Regions from separate parts of the Mus musculus genome. Here region 1 is linked to region 2. A link is a loop called in an ENCODE intact Hi-C map of the cell type or tissue named here. Cell type or tissue: heart. All regions are shown on one strand. Each heading gives the region's core, and the rest is flanking DNA. Links, peaks and the distances in the headings are about the cores only. Region 1 has its middle 290 kb from the start of BC002059. Region 2 holds the start of Rgmb (repulsive guidance molecule family member B).

What was found. Hi-C counts contacts between places; a loop is a spot of excess contacts. Peaks named below come from ENCODE experiments on the same cell type or tissue, not always from the same donor. Only the 100,000 strongest peaks of a DNase experiment are listed, where the experiment ranks them.
Region 1: it touches region 2 in a loop (1.9-fold over the local background); 7 of 42 quality-filtered maps call a loop at or near these places.

Annotation. Positions count from the first base shown.
Region 1 is chr17:16,658,013-16,670,256 of GRCm38, forward strand. It overlaps the pseudogene Gm3320. Among named protein-coding and RNA genes, the nearest start is that of BC002059, 290 kb to the right of the region's middle. In heart, for the core only: no CTCF peak of the experiment used is centred there; no DNase peak of the experiment used is centred there.
Region 2 is chr17:15,823,198-15,835,441 of GRCm38, forward strand. It overlaps Rgmb (repulsive guidance molecule family member B), which reads right to left and starts at 7,868. Exons shown (of 5, transcript NM_001372257.1): 1 at 7,424-7,868; 2 at 6,423-6,498; 3 at 2,815-3,077. The coding sequence starts at 6,427. It also overlaps the pseudogene Gm3292. In heart, for the core only: CTCF peaks have their summits at 3,542, 5,503 (motif pointing right), 7,909, 8,804 and 2 weaker places; DNase peaks (open chromatin) are centred at 2,844, 3,464, 6,674, 7,744 and 1 weaker place; H3K4me3 peaks cover 4,894 bases; H3K27ac peaks cover 3,533 bases; H3K27me3 peaks cover 372 bases.

The sequences.
Region 1 (12,244 bases), core at 2,201-10,200, 840 kb after region 2:
GCACCTTTGATGTGTGTGACTGAGAGATTTATTAATTTATATTAAAACCATAAGCCATCAGTACTTGACTTAATATTATGTCCATGAAATAGAATAATATTACTAAGTCCGGTCTTAAGCCTTGTAACACATCTAGTCATAGCTTCTTGACACAATAATGCCATTTGAGATTTATGATGATGAAAGCCAACATGTTCCCTTTTTTCCACAGAATAATAACTTTCTATTCATTCCATGTACTCTCTTTGCTCCTACTACCTACATTTAAATTTTGAAGGAAACAATTACTATAAAATACATCAGGTACTCACAGTTTCTATATTCATTTACCTGCAGTTTTGTTTCTATCTAGTATTTTAGTCAAATCATCCATATCCTTTTTTTATAAGCTAGATTAAATGCAAAGTCCTGACTTTTGAAAGTAAACAGTGGCAAGCAAAGCATTTGTTGGAGAGAAGTGTTAGACGACTACCTACCCCACTGAAATTCCAAATACTCAGGAAGACAATAATTTCACAAGTTCTGCCTTAAAATACTATATATATATATATATATATATATATATAGTTATTTTTCATACTTAAAACCTTGGAATATTTATAATTTGCTTATTAATTGACTTACTTCTACTTGTCCACATTAAAACTTAAGTTACAAGGATTCAGAGCCGTAATCCATCCTTTTTACAGTTGAACCCCGCAGTACAAACATTCAGTACATATTTTTCAAGTGAAAAAATAAATTTTAACGTCTATGTAGTGTCTAAAGGAAAATGATGCTGGTCTACTTGTATAAGAGGTGTGGTATTAATAAAGATTTGGTAAAACTTTATTTTTAAAATAAATAAAATTCCTTTACTTCCACAGTTAACACTACTGTCCATGAAATTGAGGATTATGATAAACAGGAGAATTTCTAGGTCTTTCATTGTATTCCATGATTCTTGTGTATAGTTGATTATCTAGTAGCTTCATCAAAATAAAAGTGAATATAATGGCAAACAACATAACTGGTGTGTGCATGCACATGTGAGTGTGTGTGTGTGTGTGTGTGTACAGAATGTTAATTGCCTACCTTGTGACATTTCCTAAGACTTTGTGGGTAGCAGCTCTTCCTGAAAAATCATCTTCCTGACATTAAAGCACCAAAATATTAGTACTTGGAACAAAAACACACATGAAAGCACAAAATGCTGATGAAAATAGAGACTGACACATGCTAACATCATGGCCTAGCATAATTAGCTCATTTCAGACCTAATGCTTAGAGCTCAGGCAGAAAGTGAAATTCACCGAGAAAGTGTAGTTTAAAAAAAAAAAAAAAAAAAAAAAAGCTTAAATTGCCTGAAAATAACCTTTAGTTTGGATGGATCTCAATTTAAAAGATGGCACAGTATAAAATTTGAATTAGTCGTAAAGCCAAACTTTTCAGGGTTTAAATCATGTAGTGGTGCTACAGCCAAGCAACATTGGGTCCAAGAAATTAAACTACAATCCTGTGCTAGTTCTTCTATGTGAAAACTAATGTAACAGCTGTTTCTTTCACAAAACTAGTAATATGAAGATACAATGTTTTTATTTCCTTCCTTTAAATATTGATGTTTTTCACCTCACTCATCAAGCATATCACACTCATTTGCTATTGGATACATTTTCTCTCACTCTAAATGAATATACTTACCTCAATATATTACATAGAATTTTATTAACTTTCTCAGGTACCACACATTGAGACTATGTGACTAGCTTGCCAGTTTCTCCCACTCTCTGCCCATTAAGTATGTGACACTACAACAGGAAACAAAAAACACCAGCCCCCATAATGCCCCATAATGCCTTCTGTTTTGGACATTCAGAATGGCTGTACCATGTGTTCATGTGCTCATTCCACTGTGGCCAAGATAGGAAGACATTTCTCAGGAACATTTGTGGTTATATTAATTAACAGATGCATTATTTAAGGTAAATCAAATGCTTTAATATTTGAGTTACAATATAAGAATTATCCCTTATTATTTGTTCATACTAAAGCCCTCCTATACATAAAAATAAAAAACTTGCAAAGTTTAGGAAGAAAATTTTAAATTGGAACTCAATCATGTGATTATTGTTGCCTGGCATTAGGTGTGATACCTTCCTCTTTCTAAAAGCAAATGAGTTTTGGACAACCCTTGGCAAGTTCAGTACCCCTGACTCCAGGGATTGTGCGTGTGCCTAACACTGAACAATCAGTCCCAGAACTATCCAGCAGAAACCTTATGGAAGACATTATCTCCATTGGTAATTACCAAGATCTATCTCCAGTGATACCATCTGTCTACTTATCACATTGGAAATCCTTTGTCTAGCAACAATCAACAGGAGACAGACGATGAGTGCCAATGTTATCATTAAGGCTTGTGTTTTTCTACCCTCTACCAAAGACCTGCAGGTATCCACTCATGCACCTCTTGGTTGAGTTAGGATTCAATAATTTTCCACAAATAATTCCTAACTGAAAGACTATCTTTAAAATTAATTTATTCTATTTTAAATGCAATTTTATTGTTTTACTTATTCACTTTATATCCTGCACACTGCCCCCTTCCAGTCACTCCCTCCCACAGTTCTTCCCCTATTCTCCCATCCCCTTCTTCTCTGAGTGGGTGGGGGGCCCCTGGGTATCAGCCCACACTGATACTTCAAGTACCTGCAAGGCTAGGTGCTTCCTCTCCCACTCAAGCTAGACATAGCAGCCCAGAAGTAAGCACTCAGGCTATAAAAGAGTGTGGAATAAAGCTTTGGGGAGAGATAGACATGAGTTCAAGCCAGAACCTTTTCTATCTTTTCCATTTATGAGAAGTATGACTTTGAAGTGGCTAAACTTCTGTGACTCTCCGTTTTCTTCTCCATAAAATGAAAACAGTAATAGCGCAGGTATCACACAATTTCTATAAAGTTTACATGTGTTCTCAGCCTTAAGAGGTGAGTCATCCTACCATTATCATTTCCACTGTGGAGATAAGAACATTGAGTTCAAAGTGGTTGTAATTTCAATAAATATCCAACCCTGTTTGATTAACAACTTGCCATTTCTTTAAACACATCCAACTACCACAGGAGACAAGGAAGACAGAAGAAAGATGAGAAGACAAATGAGATAAATAGGTTTGCATTTTCTAACTAAAATATCATGCTTAACTTGCTTTTTATTTTTTAGAATTATAGCATATAAGATACACATCACTTTAGAATGATAAGAAACAGACTAAAAAAAAAAAACTCCCTTTTGTTTGAGTAAATATTAAGTAAAGTATCAGTTGTAACCAAGAAAAGTATAGCTGGATTCAGTGTGTCAATAAAGCCAAGACCAAAAAATAAATGTAATTCTTCTAGTGTTTCCATGCTTAGCTCTGGTGTAGTATCAGCAAACTTATTTCTATGTGTATCTTGCACCACAATGTGCAGACTACATCTCTATTTTCACATCAACATGCAAGAATGTACGTTCAATTGTATTTTGGAAGTATTCAGGGAAAAAACAGTTCCCTAGCATGGCTCTGAACAATGAATCTCTAGAGTGAGAGCACACAGCATTGTCTCCAAGCCTTCCACAGGTGGTTCACAACCACCTTCAACCGCAGTGCTAAAGGATCCAATACTCTCTTCAGGTCTCTATAGGCAACAGGCACGCATACATGGAGGCTCTCACACATACACACAAAAATAAGTATATATATATGCACATATATACATGCATGCATACAGGAAACAACAATTAAGGTAAAATGTTATAAATAGATTGCACATATATGGTATCACAATAAAATAGAACTTCTACATCAAAATGGTCTGTTCAAGGAAGCACACCTCCACATTGTTTTCTAATCTCCCCCCTAAATTCATAGTCAGTTGTTAAGTTGATTCTTTAGCTGGTATCAGACTGAAAAATAATAGCTAGTAGTTATTTGCTTATGATATATTACAATAACCAGGCCTTTGATATTTAGATTCCACCTAAATCCTAGGATTAGAATAGATAGGTTCATTTTTTTTCTTATAGTAAAGAATATTTTTAAATACAACATGGGAATGATTTGCCTGGCATAAAGGAACCTTTTTCCAAATGAGATCCTCTTCTGATGACATTTAGCTCTTCAGGGAAAAGCTCTGTGCACAACTCTCTAAAGGAAGAAAGTGGTTGTGGGTGTAGCTCAATCCAGAATCCCCAAATGGCCTTTTCATTTGAGCTTCACCTTGACTAAGTACATTTGTCACTTTGGCTTCCAGCAGGACATCACTCTGCATTTTATAAACCCTGCTTTTCATTAGTTCCCATTATCCCAAGAAGACAGACAAGAATTGTCTAAGCAAACATTTTAAAAATTGAGAAAGAAAGTACAGTAAAATATTCAAGAGGATTTCACAAAGAATATAAAATGAGACTTTCCCACAATTTTAACTAAAACCTCAGAAAGAGAGGGCAATAGGTGGTATTGGTACATTCTAATGGGAGACATCAAGAAACCATCAGATGCCTCTATCTTTTCAGATTTCTCAGAATAGGTCAAAGTGGTTCTTTTGCCTATACTTCCATCCTCACATCTTAATAAAAAGGAAATTTCATACCTTTTTCTCTTGCAAGTTATGAAGTAGCTGCATCTTGCCTTCATCTCCCATGAAATGAAAGGAACAACTTAGGATAGAATATCATAGGTTTAAAGTAGATCGTACAAACAAACTGGGGCTACAAACACTTGGTAAACAGTTTACTACACTAACTCTGGTCATTGTCCAAACCAGCATAGGAGAAATCATGTTTCCCTCAGAATTAATAGTACAAACTGAGAGAGCAGATTTTGCTTTGCTCATATCAATACAAGAAATTGCCCATATTCACATTTCATTAAAGGCAGAGAGAAAGTAAGGCAATATACTCAGAACTGTTTCCATGGAAACTAAGTACATGGAAGTTGTGTGAAGATGAAGTAGATAAAGATTGAGCCAGTTTGAAGGCATCTCACTAAAGAAGCACCTCTACTAAGGGTTTCCAGCAGTGGAGGACTATAACTTGACAAGATTCTCATAAAGTATATCATCTACTTACAAGACTACTCACAGGTTTGTGTGTGCAATCAGTGACCTAGGTATGGCTCTAAAGAAAACAGCTTTAGACTGAATAGCATCTTAAAGGGCAACAGTCTAAGAATACCATGTACAAAAAGATACCCATGCATTTCCTGATTCCCTCTTCCCCGTTTCAAAACCCTGAATACATAAAAGTTGAGGGTTTCAGAAAAGCACATTTTCTTCTCTACTGATGACTGCTAATCCATATGACAGGTTTACTGGGAGTAAAGAAAGAGTTTTCTATAAGTTGGAATAGGAATTGAAACTTTGATGAAATGGGCTTTTTTTTTTTACCTTTAAAATTGGTCTTCATTGTTAAAATGAGACTGTCTTCATAATTGAATATACCTGAAAGTTTTGACATTTGTGTGGACCCAAAGTTTTAAAAGTTTTAAAAGGAGAGAACAGAGAACTCAAAAGATTTTTAAATAGTCAATAAATTAAAGAAAAATTTACTTATATTGCATATGTGTGTGTGTGTGTGTGTGTGTATATATATATAGCTTATATTTCATCTAATTCAACTGAGACAAAGAAATAATTATTGTTCAGTTGTTGCTATTTTAATATTTGATAAATTTTTAGCAGTTGTTCTTCTGTCAGGCATTAGCATGTTGTTTATATGTTATTTTGACCTCTTGTGCTCATCGTACTTTTATATATGATGGAGTTCTTTTAAAGTCCTTCATAGTGCTCAATTATCAGTTATGACTTATTATAATTGTGTTCCTCATGAAGATTTTTCTGTCTCCTTTTATTATAAGGAATAAAGTCACTGGATATAGTAACTGGATTGGAAATTATATCTCTTAAGTTTTGAAAGACATAATTATTATTCTCCTCATTTAAGAATGTCCATGATGTGGTAAAATCCCCAAACCTAAAAAAAAGCTAAGTAAAAAAAGATGGCACAAGGTGAAACCAATGTATTCCCCTGATAAGGGGAAATAGAACAGACGTCATGGATAAATGGGGTTGTGCACTGAAAAGAATGGGGTGGGGATGAGAAGAGAAGGGAATGATAGGAGAAGAATAGAGTACAGAATATTTGTAGAGATTATTAGTATTGGGCATGTCTGAATTAAGTTAGAAAGCTAAGGCAATAGAAACTCCCATAAATATATGAGGATGACTTTAGCTAAATCTCCTATCATAGAGAACCTGAAGTGTCCATCTCCAGAACCAGGCAAGTTTTCCAGGGTAGGAAATGAGACAACATCCCAACCACAAAACCTTTGACTTACACTTTATCCTGTCTAAAGATGTGTGGGAGTAAAGATGGAGCAGAGGATGATGGGATAAATAACCAATGACTGGTCTAGCTTGAGAAACATCCAATAAGAGAAAAATTACCACTGATGCTGGCAATAATATTCTGTTATATTTGAAGGCAAGAGCCTAAAATATCCATGATGAGAGATGCTTCACTCAGGTACTGAAGGAAGCAAATGCAGAGATCCACACCCAAACAGTAGGTTCAGCTCAGGGAATCCTGAATAAGAGGGGAAAGAAGAAATGTAGGAACAAGAAAGATCAAGGAAACCACAAGGCAAACATCTCCCTTTTGCTGCAAACAAAACATCTCCCTTTTGCTGTGACTTGAACCCCACTGGTAGAATCAATTACCTTCTGGCCTCTATTCAATTGTGCCATCTTTGTACTGATCTTGGAAATAGAATTTATCCCATTGAGATTCTCCTAATAATTTTCATAAATGTCTCCTGAAGTAGACCGTCAAGACAGACATTTACCTCACTTATCTGTGTACCCACAACTGAGTATATAGTGTTTTCACTCTCATAGAAGGCTTGCATTGCACAGCTATTAAATTCAAGAATGCAAAAAGCCCATCAGATTACCAAAATATAAAATTTACAATTTTATCTGAAATTAATCAAAGCAAATTAAAGATTTATAGGTTTCATCATTATGACACTAGTGGAGTGACAGAAACCTTCCTGACACAGTTTTACAAGCAAAAAAAAGTGATGTCTTTGAGCTGTGGTAGTTTAGCATTGGAACACTTGACCAGCATGCACTAGGCCCTGGGTTCTGTCTCCCACCCTCACCTAGCCCCAAAAGATGAGCCAATCTCATATTTCTGTAGCAATGTTTATAATGTTTTCTGTGAAATGATCCTCAGAAATACCACTATTAATATATACCACAGATTTGTACTTGTCCATTTTTCAATTCAAAGTTGATATTTACATTAAATTCTAAATATATTGAACTAGATCAAATCCTTCTGACAGCTTCAAAACTAGAGCCACTGAGAGCAGTGTGTGCTCTGAGCCAAGCCATCTGGTCTGCTTTTTTGAGAAGCAGGAAATTGTGAGAAATAGCCATGACTTAGAAGAATTTGTGTGGGTGGCATTCATTGGAAGGATCCAGGAACAGCACTGGTTATTATAGTATTATGATCCAGCATTTCCAGTGGGGACAGACCTGAAACCTTCCAGAAAGTGGAGGCAGCAAGAAAACAGGTACAATTCACAAAGCAAAAAATTTGAAAAGTACTAAACCAGACTTAAAGAGGTCCAGAGAGGCTGTTATTCAAAATTGTAAATATATATCTTCTTGATGTCTGATCTAACATCTATCAACTTTCACAAGACACAGTGTCAGCTAAGAAGTGAGCTATCTCTGTCTTTAGGCATATGCTTAAACAACAGGTCTGGGGAGGGTTCTTTGGTTGGTTGGTTAGTTTTGGTTTTTGTAGGTTTGGGGGGGTTGTTTTGTTTTGTTTTTGTTTAGTTTTGTTTTGTTTTTCCTTTTTGTGCTTGATTTTTCAGTCCCCAGTTTATCTTGCAGAATTTTTAGTTTTCCCCTCACTAGTAAGATGCACACATCCTGTTCAATTGAAGCCAAAGACACAGGCTATAGAATCTGAAGCCTTCTCCCATAGTAAATTGTATTAAATTCTTAATCTGTGTGCTGAATAAAGCCCTAGGACGTTGCTTGTCCCGAATACATACATGTCAGGGGAAATGTGGCTACCGTACTGCTTCCCTGTTGATCATTGCACATCATAATACATGCACACTTTCTGCATAGCAATTATTAGTCTCGGTCCCCAGAGAAACCAAGAATGGACCCCAGCTTGGAGATTTCATAACCTATCATTTCATACACCTCCATCGTGGGATTTGAGAGCTCTCTATTTAAGTAAAATGAGGTCTGTGCTTTCTCTCTTGTTGAGACTTTAGAATTTATTAATCTCTTTAATGTTTAATTCACATGTAGTCTGGTTTGAATTTCACTTAAAACAACCCTCCCCTCATCTCCCCCACCCTACTGATACTTATTATATTGCAAAAGATTAGACCATACATGTTTTTGTGCTATGTATTGTTTCTGCATCATTATAAAAAAATGAAGGTTTAAATAATCATGGTGTGGATGAGGTCCAGGCAACACAATAATTTGCTGTAAGAGGAAGAAAAGAAAAAGAGAGTCCCGAGGGCCGTGGGAATGTAAAGAGGATCAGACAACAATTACCCAACAGGAGCAAGGAGGCAGAGTAGAGAACAAAAGAATCACTTCAATTATTTGAATCCCGCCCCTCTTTCTGACACTCTTGGTTTTCCGTAAACAAGGGGTTTTTTTTTAAAAAGCACATAGGTGGGAATGTAGTTGAGACAAAGTCCTGGCTTCCATTCAGCTGCCAGACTCATTGCAGAGTCTTGCCTAACATGACATTCATATTACATATGACTATATAATGTAACTATAAAGTCCCGTAAAATGCACACTTTGGTGATTAGATCTTTCAACTAAATCTACTGAATATTTTCACTCTGATTTCTGATCATCTAGAAGTAGATATATCCTTCTGTCCAATAAAATAAGTGTAAATAAAATTTTCATGTCATTCGTTCATTAGCATGTAACTCTTTAAGAATAACAGACTCACCTTTTAGCTCAAAAACTTTGACTACATGCAGTGATTATTTTTAATACAAAGCCAGGAGTTAGGGCCAACACCAAAACCAGAGAGACTTCTATTAAATATCACCAGTTTGTGTGTGTGAGTGTGTGTGTGCCTGTGCATGTGCGTGTGTGTGAACCCCGAGTTAAAGTCTAGATTCTAAGCTTGGGCATCATGTCCAAACTTTAAGTTTAAATTTATCCCTATATTCTAAAGCTTTTGTGACTCAAGATATCAACTTTGACCCTGGAATAGAAGAACCCCACTATCTAGTCACCATTCAGTTTTCTGGACTTATCTGTACATAAACATTTCTCCCTTGCAAAGGAGAACTAGCCAAACTTTCTTTTCTCTAACCTTCCAAATGCCTTCACCACTTACTCTTCCTTCATTTATTAATATAAATGTCTTTTCTATATGTTGATTCAGGTAAGTTGCAGGTTTCTACTGCCTTGGGTAGGGAATTCTTGGTCATTTTTGAGCTCTAGTTGTCCATGGTAAGCAGGGCAGTTAGAGCCTCTGCAGTGGCTGAACTGTTATGTGATATTGAACACTCATATCTTGTCTCTGATTCTCAATTTCCCTGCTGACATCTGGCTGTTTCCTTTCCTAATTTACTCCCTACCACAGAAACAGTAGTTTCTCAGGCCATGCCATGCCCTGAGACTCTTCATTCTGTCAGCATCTTTTGACTATATTTTGAGCACAAATGCAGAAGCAGGATGATTCTACACTATGATGAATATTGCATACAACATCTATCTAGCACCACCCAGAGGTATAGATTGACTTGTAAAACCAGAAAAGTTACAGTGTTATAAATGTATCAAAGTTAGTTGGAACTATAGAATCATATAGGTAGACTATAGTCATATCATAAAACTAGACACAAAAACGTGTAGATGCAATAGATTTTAAAAGGTGGGGGGGAATGTCTTCACCAGTACTACATAAAAAGAGCACTACAATGGCAACCACTCTACATATCTGATTTCTGACTATCCAATGTATGTCAAGGGAACAGGATTTATAGACAGAGGACTCCAAGTACCCAGGGGTCTTGGTTGGGTTCCATCCCCACAGCCTACTCAAATTATTGTCCATCAGTCTGCCTGTTTGTTTATTGAGACCAAGTATTTCTCTTTACCTTAACAGCTTCTCTAAACCTGTACTTAACTTCTGCAGCTAGACTCAACCCTGAGTCAAGGCTGCAACTTGTCACAGTGAATCTACACCTGCCATTTTATCATACCTCCAGCATAGTTAGTTATCTAACTACTGCTACCCCAGAGGTTTTTGCATCTTTCTTAAAATTCAAGCTGATGCCAATTAGTCTATTTAAAATTCTTGGACCCTGCTATAGCTTCCTTAACTATTTCTAGCCATTCTGTAACATACATGTGTATGTATATTTACTATTTGGTGTGTACCATATGATCAGAGAGTTAAGATTTATATCGAAGAATTTGCATCTGTCTTAATCAGCTACTAAGCAAAGCAAGACTCCCTGACAAACTGGTGCCTGGAAAACAACGATGGCTTGTGAATATACTGTTATTCTATAGATTGTAACATTGTGAGATGACAAATGAAAGAGAAGAAAAATATTTTTTCACAAGTTGTTACTTCTCATATAACCTGTGTATTAACTTTTCAGTTGTTTAAGGTAAAAGCCAAGTTGATTTTCTGGTGGCATTCTTTTTTTTTTTTTTTTTTTTTTTTTGGCAGAGGGAGAATGGCATTTTATTGTGGGGACAGTGTACCAACAGGAGACGAGGAAAGGCGCACCCCTAGCCACACCCCCATCCTAAGCAGGAGTCTGAGATGAGGCCAGACTGGATGAGAGCCTGGGAGACCCTGATAGGGTTCCTTCTAGCATTGGGTAGAGGACAGGCAGGCCCAGGAGTGGGACCTTGTTCTATTAGCACCAGGAACTTCCCAAAGCTAGACTCAGGGAAGGGGTATTACCACATGACTTCTGCCACCTAAGTAGTTTGAGGGGCTGGCAGAAGACATCCTGAAGCTGGTCACTTAATGTGACTTTAACCTTACCCCACACCCTACCCCTGTAAACATGAGAGCCGGCTCTTGCCATTCAAGTCCCTCAGGACAGAATGAGGGTCCGAGATGTGTGGCTGGACTTCAGGCGGCTCAGGAGCTGCCGGGCTTTCTCCTGCATGAAGAGCTGGTCTTTGGTGCCCCCACAGGCCACCGTCTTCCAGGCATGGGTCATAGGGGCAGGGGTTGGAATGTGGCTCCGAGTCTTCTGGGCGGCCACCACCTTCTCGGGTTTGGCCTGTAGGAAACCCTGGTTGAGCAGGCTGTTACCCTCTTTGCTACCTGGCGAGGTGAAGCCACAGGAGCTGGGTGTGACACTGGTTGGCAAGGACAGGGGTTTGGGCATGATAGAGGACATCAGCTTCCCATCTTCATCCATAATGTCGAGAGCCAGAGACTTGCGGACCTTCTTGATAGGGCTTCGCCGCAGCCCAGGCTTTCTCTTCTGCTTCTCGGGCCTCATGTCATCCTCAATGATGAGCTCCATGCCGGCCTCAGAACGGAGCACCTCCTTCAAGTCCTCCTCCAGGTGCGGAGTCTGCGGCAGGGGCTTCAGCGGTCCGTACTTCTCCAGGGCATTCTTGAACGGGGTTGGCGTGTGGGGAGTGTTGTCCATGGAGTACTTCTGATCTGGGAGTACTTCTGATGATGGATACTTCTGGTGCAGGGGTGTCTTATCCCTGTGCAGGGGCGTGGTGACGACCACCTTTTGGCTACACACTGGAGTGGATGTCAGTGAGGGGCTCTCCAGCTCCAGGGTATCGTGTTTGTTCCAGAAGTTCAGAAACGACTCAATCAAGTCCAGAGCTTCAGAGAGGCTGGACCCCACAGCCGGGATGAGGAGGTTTGCCGCCTCTACCACCCACTTGTAGGGCAGGCTCGTTTCCGGGGAGGAGAACTCCTGGTATTCACGCTTGAGAGATTCTGGGGGCTCTGGGGTGCGCACTTCTCCCAGATCAGCAGGGACAGGCTCATGTCCGAGTTCTTTAGCAGAAGTAGCAGCTATGGCAATCTCCTCCTCGCTGCTCTCCTCCTTCACAATAGAGGGCACCAGCGGCCAGCTGCTCACGAGACTTCCAGGTTCAGAGGTTCAGTCCATTATCATCAAGGTGGGAGCATGGCAGCATCCAGGCAGGCATGGCGCAGG
Region 2 (12,244 bases), core at 1,998-9,997:
AAAATCACAAAGTCATCTTCATGTGCTTGGTCCATTCAGGGCTTGTTCAGTGCAGCACTGACAGAGACAGCTCGATTTACAAGGTCCCTGTCTCGAAAACAAATGGATTTACTTTCAACTACTTCTACCGAAGAACAAAACAATCAAACCAATTCACCATCCCATAAGCCTTCAAAGGAAAAGGGCATCCAAGGTCTTGCCTTGTCCTGGTGGGATTGTATACAACTAACTTGCCTTAAGGTCAGTCACTGATAGCTGAAGAAGCAGCGGGTGACAATGAGACCACTCTTCTTTTAAAATAAGATACACAGCAAGCACAAAACCAGTAAAAGCAGGGCCAAGATCACTCCCTAAGGAACAGCTCTTGGACCTTAAATAATGACAGCACTAGAACTTTCCGCTAAACTTGTAGGGCCTATTTGTTCTTTTTATGGTCTATAAAATCTATCTGAGCACACAGTTACTTATAATTATTTCAAATAGTCATAAAATATCAAAAGTAAGGACAGCAGGGAGATACAGAAGCCCAGTGTTTAGAAGAAGAAGATGCAGCATTTATTCCCAGTGTTCTTTTGTTCCCACCTGCCCCCCCCCCCCCCATTCTCAAGCTTTCCTTTTTTTATGGTGGGTAGGTGCTGACTGCTTTGAGATCACATACAAAAACAGCTCTTTTGCTTTGGCTGAGGGGCCTAACAGTCCTTGGCTGTATGAGGATCAGAGGGAGGAGGGCTAACTGAGGAGAAAATGCTTTGAGGTCAGCATTTCCAGCTCCATCACAGGCTCCGGGATAATGACTAATTTGTAGCATACACCCAGAAATATCCCAGCTTCATGAATTTATAATGACAATGCACACTTTGCCTGTTAGAAGCGGTAATGTAAGCCTCCTGTCAACATGCCAAGACAATGCAGGGCAGAAACACTCTCCAGGATGTGGCCAAGGAGGCCATGGAGGGTCTGAGTAAGCAAGAAGGCCTGTATGTGATTGTCACTCACGAACTGCAAAGGTCTTCTTAGAATAAAATCATAAGATAAAATACATGTGAAAATAAACAGGCCATCTCCCAAGGGCAGAATTCAAAAGATGCACTTACAAAGAAAAATGTCGTATTTTGGTGTCAGGTCATCTCCAATTGGCGTGTCTTGTACTTTCAGCCAGTTACTGTAAGTGCTAAAGGATTCGTGGTCTAGAGCTTTCGTTTCATTATTTTTTAATGAACATAAGCAAGACAGCTTCCTTCACACCAGGACGACGGCACAATTGCCAGGTTATCGTAAAGGAAATGAGCTCTGGTGAAGCTGAATTGAGTGAACTATGGAGCCATATGGGGCACAGCGGCAAATGATATGGACTAAGACGTAAAACATATGGCGGTCCATCTGCAAGTAGCACTGGCTAGGTTCCCTGGTCTGGAAAAGAACCCCTGCATTTCAAATAGAACGACTCTTCAAAGAGATCTCTCAAAGGCAGCTCTGCTTCAGCAAGTTGTTCACAGCAATGATACCCTTGGGTTCAATCTAAATGTGCGCGAAGTCTGCGTTACTGAAAGGAACCTTGTGGTCCAAAGCATCTCAATTCGGTAAACCTTTAGTCCAGTTTCTCATGCCTTTCACAGGGCAGCAAAGAAGTCTTCAGGAACTACACTCCAACCCTGTCAGGACCTCACAGCAACCAATATCCAAGCTGCCAAGAGCTCAACCTAGCTTTCCAGTTTCCCTTTCATAAAACACAGTTTGACATAATGGATACATATTTCTCACCCCAACACTCCTGAATACTGGAACATTAACAAAAAGTTTCCATGAAACCGCTTGCAGACATTTTTCTAAGGTTCTATCTAAAGCTACTAATTTAAAGCCTTAATCATTCCACAACTGGCTATTACATTAGCATAACTAGTCCATTTCCCCAAGGGACACTGGTACAATGCAGCTGTTATAACACCTCGAAGAATTGTCTCTTCAATGTCATTTTATTCTACCTAAAAGGCCTTTTCAGCTACTTTAGCACGGTTGGTATATCTTATCACATAAAAAGTTTTCTGTACAGCTGAGTGATATTAAACTAGGATTCTCCAGACTCGAGCGGAAGGGCCTCCAAAGAAATCTATGTAAAACAATGATCCTTTTAATTTTTGTACTATAGGGAAATTAACGCTCTAGGCAAAGTTAAAAAAAAAACAAAAAACACGGCACTTCCTTGTAAAGAAAACAAAAAACAGGCACCACACAAGGGCCAGGGTCAGGTATATCCACCCGAAGGGCACATTCCTCCCTCGGCAGGGGCCGTGCGGACCTTCACACCGCAGCAAGCATCTGTCAAGCCCGCTAGGAACCGAAAACACAAGGCTGCCCTCAAAGCACGTCTTCAACTCGCCAAACTCTGCGCTCAAAGCAGCATTCGCAAAACCGAAAGACATCCCGGTTAAGTTTCTTCGGAATTTACCCCCAAACTCCGGTGCAAATCTTTGCACCGTGTGCGATTCCGGGCTTCGCCGCCACCCCCAGCTGTAGAGGAGAAACAGCACAGGGCTCCCAGTCTCCGCTCGCAGGCGACCAGGGTGGTGGAAACCCGATCCGCAGCGGGCCCCAGTAAACACTCCTGCTGAGAGCAATAAAGGCCCGGGGTGTCTGTCCCGCACACGGGCCCCGCACGCTGGGACCCGACCACCGGCTGTCGCCGGCGAAGGCCAGAGGCGTAGGGCAGGAACGTGAACCCGAGACGGTGAGCGCCCTGCTCCCACGCCAGGGCCGTGGCGTTCCGGACCCAGAACAAAGCCCGCGAGGCCCGCTCCCCACCCGGCCCGCGCCTACCTGCGTGGAGCAGCCCAAGGCTGAGCAGCAGCAGCAGCAACAGCGGCGGCGGGGGCGACGGCGGCCAGAGCCCGGGGCGGCGGGACTGCTCAGCCCCGGCGGCGGCGGGGGCGGCGGCGCAGGAAGGTGCTGCTCTCACGCCCATGCCCGTCCATGCAGGTCTCGTGCGCTCCTGCGAGGGCGGCGGCGCGGGCGCAGTGGCTGGGCCGGGCCTCGGACTGCGGCATGGGCCGGGGCGCACGCCTCGCTTCCTCCTCTTCCTCCTTTCAGGCCAGCGTTCGAGGCCGGCCGCCACCGCCGCGATGAGCAGGGCGTCGCGAGCGCAGGGAGGCGGCAACAGGGCGCAGAGACATCGAGACGGCCGGACGTGGCGGGCGGGCAGAAAGAGGCGGGAGAAAAAGATACAAAGACCGTGAGCGAGCGCCGACGGCAGCCGGGAGCTCAAGGGCTGAGCCCTAGCTGGCGTGGGCTCGACGTGCGTGGATCGGAAGGACCTCACCAGCCGGAGCAGGCAGTGGCCCGGAGAGCTCCGCACCGCGGCCTGCGCGGTCAATCAATCTCAGCCCCGCACTTTAGCCCCGCCCTACCAGGCTCCCACCAATCCTTGGAGGCCCCGCCCCCGGTCAACCTCCTCCTCCACTTTCCATTGGCTGCGAGCGTGCCTCCCGCCCTCGCGTCTCACTCAAGTTCCGTGTCCGCCGCCCGCGGGTGGGGCAGCTTCTTCAAGGCTCAGCCTCCCTCCTGCCGGCTTCCTTGTGCTTTTTTTTCCTCCAACCCTTTCCGCGATCACGGTTTTCTGGTACCCAATAGAAATGGGCGACAGCGAACCGGCCTTTAACCTTTCCTTGAATTAATGAGCTTCAGGTTCAGCTTCCTCCTAGGTTTTTTTTTTTTTTTCTTCCTTGTTTTTAATGACCCTTCCCAACTCCTTTTCCTATCCCTGAGAGCTTCAGTTACTTGCAGGAAGCCAGCGCTTTCCCAAGCTCTGTGTAGCAGGTCCCCCTCAACCCCCACCCCTGTCTCAGCCAATCGCAACTGTTGGACGTCGTAGCAAATTTGTTGGGGTCTCTTGGCAGAACAAGAGTCTATCCGAGCCGCGTTAGATACTCAGATGACACCGAGGTCCGTAGCAGATGGGTGGACTGAGAAGGTACCTGCGAGCTCCCAGCGGAATTCGCTGGCAGCTGCGTGAGGCTCTGGTGTTTTGGTTTCTTTGACATTTTCCCAGCTTCAAAGCGGAGAACGGGAGTCAGGGATTGGGCGAACTTCAACGTGTTCGGTTACAAGGTAATTAGATTAATGAGAGTGGTGAGTTTTTATGCAGTGCAATTATGCCACGATTTCTTGTTGCTCGGTGGCTTTTCCACAAGTTTCCAGTCTATTAAATTAATCCAATGGTAGGTCTGTTTCTACCTGACTTGTCCTCCAAAACCTGGGGCAAACCCCCTCCAACTATCTCCAAGGAAAAGGGCTAGTAAACGGAGACAAAAGAAAGCACTTGTGGAGGAGTTGACGATAGGATCCAATTTGTCATCAGATAGTGTGAAGTGGCATCTCCTCTGGAGAGTGGCGTCAGTGCTCCTAAGAGCCACGTTACTTTCCCCCTGCCTCTGCCATTCTCCAAACTGTTGAGGACTGGCATTTAAAATGCACTTAGCGCAATCTAAATTACAGTTTGCAACTTCACCTGCTACATTACCCAGAATCTCTAATTAGGAATCTCCTATCAACTACAGGCACATTAATATTCCACATGTTACAGTGTGCTGATCAATGACCAAGGATAATTGGGGGGCAAGCCTTAAGTCTCCCCATCTTATTCATTAGACACACTGTGGATTCCTCAAACCACCAGATCCCTAATGAAGGAGACCTGTCTGTTTTTACTGTAATTTTTCATTACTTATTACAGGCCATGATGATTCAAGTGGTAAACACACCTTTCACTACTCAAGATATAATCCAAGCCTTATGTCTATCTTTAATATGCTTAATAATAGCCTCAGAGTTGCCTGGAGAAATGACTTTTCATGGGGGGAGGGCTGGAAGAATCTGACAGCTTTACATAATGGTGTATACTAAATGCTATCAGGACAAACATTTTTACCATCTTGCAGTTACTACATATAATAGACGAAACACAGTTCAGAAAATATTAATAAGCATCTTTCTTTTAAAGAGTGATCACATGATGCTCTTCTTAAAAGTTCTTTTAGCTTGGAGCTGTAGAGATGGTTGAGTGGTTAAGAGCAGTGGCTGCTCTCCCAAAAGACCTTAGGTTCACTTCTCAATGCCCACCGGCAACTCACGATAGTCTGTAACTCCAGTTCCAGGGGATTCGAGACCCCTTCACGTTCACAGGCACCAAACACACACATGGTGCACAGACACACATGCAGGCAAAATGTTCTTATACAAAGATTTTAAGTGCTTTTAGATAGCTGATTAACAGCAAAGTGTAGAGTTTTCTTACCTCAATATTTAATTATATCCCCAAAGGTACATTAGGCTATCATTACATCTCATATAAACAAAAGGTTAAAGATCAGTACATTCAATTTGGAGTCTTTCTGCTGATGACTTCGCTTTTTCTGCACTATCTTGTGTGTATATATGTATGTATATATATATATATATATATATATATATATTTTAAATACAAGGGGGTCTAGATATTCTTATCAGTAGAGGGCACCCTCGAGTTGCTTCAAATCCTGATATCAAGGAAAAAAAACTGGGGTGGTGGTGGTGGGGGAGGAGAATCATCTTTAAGGTGTTTTACTGCACCTCTGTTGTAAAATTTGACAAGCTTAAGACATGTATGCCTAACAATTCACTTTTTATTACAGCGAAGTGTTCAGCTGCTAGAGGAAAATGCTATTTTTTTTAAAAATAAAGTACAAGGTGGTTCCTATTTTCATGACATCGGGTTCATTGATACAGTCTGGGGTGAATCTGGATGTTAGTTAGCAAGATTTGAAATCAGCTTGGAAACCAAGAGCATGTTGAATGGCTGGTTATAGGGTGGCCACTCGTCAAAGCTCCCATGCATCAGGTTAAAGCAGAATTTGGGACGGGACAAAGAAAAACCCAGGGAGGAAGCTAGAACAAATGTGAGGATTATAAAAGTTTTACATTTTAATTAGGAAAAAAAGTGAGATGACTGGAAACTTGAGCAACCCCCAAATCCACCTTGTGTCTTGCCATCTGCATTCTTTCTCTCTTCCCCTTTGTTTTCGAGGAGTGGTGAGAACAGAACAGTGCATCTAAGAGACCCAGCAAAGCATACTACACCATGGGCATGCAATTGGGTAATTAAAACGGATGCCAGAAACGTTAATAGATTCTAAACATGATGCAGTTTCATTTCCCAAATCCTTACATAGTGTCTTAACTGTTCCCCAGGTACTGTATCTCCAAACCCAGAAACCTAACATGAGGGTCTCTGCTTAACAGCTCACCCAGGACAGAGAAGTCTGCAATAAGCTATTTGTGTAACCCATTCCGGAGTAAGGGCTCCCCTGCTGCTCGTTGCTCCACAGTGTTTGAAAATAAGGGGCTGGAATAGCCCAGAGTCCAGCAGCATGTAGCGCCTGGCTTGTACTTACATCATTGTTAACCCTTCTGCACCTGGAAGGGGCTCAGCGGGATCAGGATGCCCCCGAGCTCCGGAACACGCAGGACCTAGGTGTAAGAGAAGAGCCCCAGGGCTCCGTGTGAGCGCTGAGCCCCTGGAGAAAGAGAGAGAGACCACGGAGAGTGCAAGGGGTTGCATCCCCGGCCCCTTGATCCCTAACAGACTCCAGTAGGGCTCGCTTCTGGCTCTCAGGGCTAGAAGCGGCAGGTGCAAAAAGCATTTGGGAGCCGCTTGCCAGTGCTTGGAGGTAATGTGCTTCCTGTCCATTTATCTCAGGAAACCAGCACAGCCTTCCCTTCGAAACAAAATTAACCTCTCATTAGCCAGCCACTCACTCCCAAGAAGGCCTTAAAAGCTTTACCCTCTCACTAATGTATTTAGGCTTTTCTTCCAGGCAAACGAAGCCGAGGCTGTACTAACATCAGCCCCAGGGGTTCCTATGGGCTCCCTCAGGAGCCAGCCAGCCTTTCACCAGTCTAGTTTGGGAAATTGGCCAACACAGGATCCCAGTTTGTAGAAGCAGTCCGACCCAACACCCCTGAACGAACTTCACACCACCCCCGCCCCCACGATAAGTTTGTCTCTGTTTTCTTGGGCTCCTCTCACATTAAAGCTTCAGCTCCATTACCCCCGAGGAATGGGGAAGGGAATGGGGAAACTTCAGTGGCCAGCTGTTCCCAGGTCATAGGAGGCGACTGTCCCTTAGGGGAAGCGTCTACGGAAAGCTGGGGGTTGGGGAGCAGCCTTCCTTAGACTCTAGTCGGTTCCAGGCATTGCAAATTAAACGTGGCCAGGAGCTTTTGGAACGCCAGGGCTTTCTCACCCTGGACCCCACAGCCCGGAGCCTGGCAGATTTATACCACACAGGTGGACCAAGACCTAAACAAAACAGTCCCGGCCGCTGCCTGCTATTCGCCCCCCCCCCACCGTCCTCCGGGCCCACCGCAAACTTCAACAAAATAAACAACTCACCACAGGCATTCCCTTGTCTGCAGCGCGACGCTTGCCAGCTGGGAAAATAAGCCGCAAGCCACGCGGCCGGGGCGCAGGAGGGAGGCCACGCCGCGCCCGCCACTCTGCCCCAGGTGGGCGGCAGGCGGGCGGCTCCACCCGGGGGCCGCTCTCCAGATGCCGGTTCCCGAGTGAGCTCCGGGGCAGTGCTTGCACCCTGCCAGCCAGCGGGGCCTCTCTGTCACCTAGGCGGAGAGGGCGGGGAGACAGGTCCCTCTCCCCAACTTCCTCCAAACTGTTCTCTTCCCACCCCTGCCCCACGGCCACAGAGGCAGACAACCTCTGCAGCGCCGGTCCCCAGTCCACCGCTCTACCCTACTGTCCTGCTGGAGACCCGACGGCAGGGAGCGTGGTACGCCTCTCCCCGTTTCCAGGTCCTGCTCTCTCCTCTCCCGCGGTCCTACACACCGGCTTGCACAAAGGCGCCTTTCACGCCGCCAGCGCCGCCCTCTGCGCCGCCCTCCGGGCCCGCAGCGCTGCCTTTACCCACCCGGCTCATCACGGTCCTGCTGCGGGCTCTGCCTGTTGTCAGCCGGACGCGTGCGGTGTTCGCACTCCGCGCCGCCACGACGGCAACAGACCCCCCTCCCCTCGATTTTTCTCCTCGCTTTTTATAGCTGTCCATCAGTGCCCTCAAAAGCACGTCCCTCCAACTATCCTCTAGGGTCTTCCTACTGCGTGTAACTGTGAAGGAGGTGACAGGGATGGTCCTCTGGACGTGTGCGAGCACAAGAGGGTTATCGTTCCTGTCCACCTGAGGTGCCAATATGACTTGGCTTCACGTCGAGAGAAAGGGTAGAAAGAAACCCCTTAGACCCAAATGAGAAAGTGTATTGTAAAAGAACTGGCTCAGGAAATGTTTCAGGACGACGTCCTTTGCATCCCGTGGAAGGAGATGGGGGAGGGGAGATCGAGCTATGTTCTCCAGGGTGATTCTTTTTTTTTTTTTTTTAATAATACAAAGTAAATTATGATTTTATTGTGAAATTCTCATAGATGGAAAATTAAATTGAATATTTATTCTGTCCATTTTTCAATTTACAATAATCTTACCACTTATTTTTGTACCATGTATTTCAATTGTCTGTTTAGTGAAAAATAAACCTGTAATTTCTGGCTTATTTTTAGTTTAATATTTTATCATTAAAGACCTCCAGGGTGATTCTTGAGCTTCATAGATAGTTAGCGGCAGCTCACTCATTCTAGAACAAGAGTGCGGTTTTGTTTTGTTTTCTTTAGTTAAGACAAAACTCTAAGCATCTGGGCTCAGGTAGTTAGTTAATCCTTATCCTCCCCAGATCGCCTTCTCTCCACTAACCTTTACCTGCAGTTTCTCCATCTAACGGTAGGGGCAGCATAGGGTAGTATAAAAAAGGGCGGGACTTCGAGGGTTTAACTTCTGAACCTTGGGTTCACTATCAAGAAAAATGTGGAAGGTTGAGGACTCAGAACTCCCAGGTTCAGAAATTCAATAACAAAAGACCCCTCGTCATATTCCCTGTCTGGATTTTTGCATTTCATTTTCCGTTATCTTCTCTAAATACCAATCAAATTGGGGAGAAAACCAAACCAAACCAAACCAAACCAAACCAAACAAAAATACCTTGAGTCCGTTTAAGGTGTCTGTAAGATACACTGGAACCTGCTCTATTTGGTATTGAGAACAACAACAACAACAACAACAACAACAACAACAACAAAAGGTGGCGGTGGTGGTGTTGGGCTCAGTTAGTGGTCCTACAGAAACAGGAATTTTAATGTCCCCACTTGTTTTGCCTTTGAAAAGCCACTTGAGCAATCAGCCCAGCAGAGCTTTAATTTAGAAACTAAAGCCTAGTCTCCTGTGTTTTTCCTTCTCCTTCTACCAACACAAAGACAAGCTGCTGCATAGCATAATGTTGAAAACGAGTTCAAAGGAAATCCAGAGAGTCAGCTCAGAAGGCGACTTCTGATGCAGCCCAGTTCTTCACTCCTCTGCACAGCTAGCTAGACTTCACATAAACACAGACACAAATCATCACAATCCCCTTTTCCATAATACTGGCCGATGCAAAAATGGATGCCAATTGTTATGCAAATCGCCTCAGCTTGTATTTATTTAAATGATACATTTAACTTTTCCACAGTCTCGTTTTTTTTTTTTTTTTTTGTCCCACTTTGAAAGCTTGGGCTTTAGTCCCCTCTGTGGTCATCTGTGCCTTATTTCCTTGTAGAGTTTTTGAAATTAATGCACAAAAAGGCTGAAATTTCATGACGTGCTAGTCTGTCTGTCTTTCTTTCTTTCTTTTCTTAGATCATCTGAATTTTCTAATCCTTCTTTACAGGTTACCTAGACCATTTTTGATTAAGAAAACTGTAGAAAGTTGGTAACTGTCACACACAGATGCCGGTTGGTGGCACATGTCAGTTTTCCAGATTTGTGCTTTGTGGGGTATCTGAATACACTGCACCAGGTTATGGTAGATTTTAGTCCACAGGTCGATTTTCCCCCATTTTTTTTAAAAATGTAAACCCTAAAGTATTCTTACAGAATTTTCTACGGTACTTAGAGAATTCTTCAGCTAGGTCAGCCCAGAGTGGGTACGGAGGCTGGGGCTGTTCACCAGTGCTGCCAGGGGCTGAATTGCTTGGCCAGTCTTGGTGGCTAGGTTCCAGTTTTCAGCAGTAATTACCTGCAGACAGATCTGCCCCTTTTCATCAATGTCAGGGTGGTAGATCTTTGTTTTAAATGTGATGTTGGGTGGTTTGAGTGGATACTTTGCTGGAAAGTTTATTTCAGTTCTGAAGGCATCATATGGAGGGCCGTCAGGAACAATAAGCCCTTGTCAAGTCAGTCAATTACGTTTGTCAACCTGGGTGTTAGGGAAGATTTCATCCCACATTTTCAGGTCTCTTCACACTCCTTCATCAGCCTCCTGCTGGCTGCCATCTATGAAGTGCTGCTTAGAAACTATACATCTCATCTCCTGTTTAAACAAAACCTAAAACCATGCCTAGCTTTTACTAGCAATATACACTTTTTAAAATAGAACTAGTAAGGAGAATTTCCTTGAGTTCAAATTTATGGGGAAGAGACATGACAGCTTATAATGCAAGTATATATTGTTTAATGATTAAATCAAGGTTGTTTGACATTTCCATTTCCTCTAACAAGTGTCTCAACACACAGGATAAGAAGCCCCCCTCTTAAAAAATATTTGTACACATTTATGGATTAAAGCATGATATTTTAGTACAGGAATACAGCATGTATTGATCAAATCAGGATAATTAATGTTTCCATTTCAGCATGACTTTGTGTTTAAGTACTCCTCATGTTAGAAAATAAAAATTTGTTCGAAAATAAATAGTAGTGAGAAATGTGAACTTTGAAAATTGTGTTGCTATTATGTAAAAATTTTAACTTAGAAATGATAATTACATATATTTATCATGACAACACAATGCTTTGGAGTAGGTATACATTGTAGAATGCCTAAATTTAATATCGACTTGATATGCTTAGGGTTTATTGTTTTGGAGGGGATGAGAATATTTACCATCTAGTCTCAGTGATTTTTTTTAAGAGTTCCTTCAGGTTGTTATTAGCTATGGTCAATTATATTGTATAACAGTTCAACTTCAACACTCCCACTGTCTCATTCACATAGGCTAAAATATTTAAGTGTCTAATTAGATCTTGGATGTTCCATCAATAAAAGGATATGACTTGTGTTTTTCATCATCAAATTTTTTTTTCTTTTTTTCTCTTGGATATTTTGTTTATTTACATTTCAAATGTTATCATTGTTCCTGGTTTCTCCTCTGCAAACCTCCTATCCCTCTCCCACTGCTTCTATGAAGGTGCTTCCCCATCCACCCACCCACTCTCACCTCACTGCCCTAGCATTCCCCTACACTGGGGCATCTATCCTTCACAGGACCAAGATCCTCCCCTCCCATTGATAAGGCCATCCTCTGCTACATATGCCGCTGGAGCCATGTATACTCTTTAGTTGGTGGTTTAGGCCCTGGGAGCTCTGAGGGGTCTGGTTGGTTGATATTGTTGTTCTTCCTATAAGGTTGCAAACCCCTTAAGCTCCTTCCTTCAGTCCTTCCCCTAACTCCTACATTGGGGGCCTTGTGCTCAGTCTGATGGTTGACTGCGGGCCACATCTGTATTGCATAGGCTCTGGCAGAGCCTATCAGGGGATAGCTATACCAGGCTCCTGTTAGCAAGCACTTCTTGGCATCAGCAGTAGTGTCTGGGTTTGGTGGCTGCATAAGGGATGGATTCCTAGGTGGGGCAATTTCTGGATGACCTTTCCTTCAGTCTCTGCTCCAGTCTTTGTCCCTGTATTTCCTTTAGACAGGAGCAATTCTAGGCTAATATTTTGGAGATGGGTGGGTGGTCCCATCCCTCAATCAGGGGCCATGCCCATCCTCTGGATATGGTCTCTACAGGTTCTCTCTCTCCTTTGTTGGGTATTTCAGCTAAAGTCATCCCCATTGGGTCCTGGGAGCCTCTTGTTTCTTGGCTTTTGGGACTTTCTGGTGGTTATGCCCAGTTCCCCATCCCCCATTGCTACACACCTCTGTTCAATTTCCTGACCCTCTGTACATCTCCCCAGTCTCCTCCCCTACTTGATCCTGCCCCCCTTTTCCCTCTCCTCCTTCTCTCTTCCTCTCAAGTCCCTTCTATCCTCTACCTCCCGTGATTATTTTGTTCCCCCTTCTAAATAGGACTGATGCACCCACACTTTGGTCTTCCTTCTTTGTGAGCTTCATATGGTCTGTAAATTG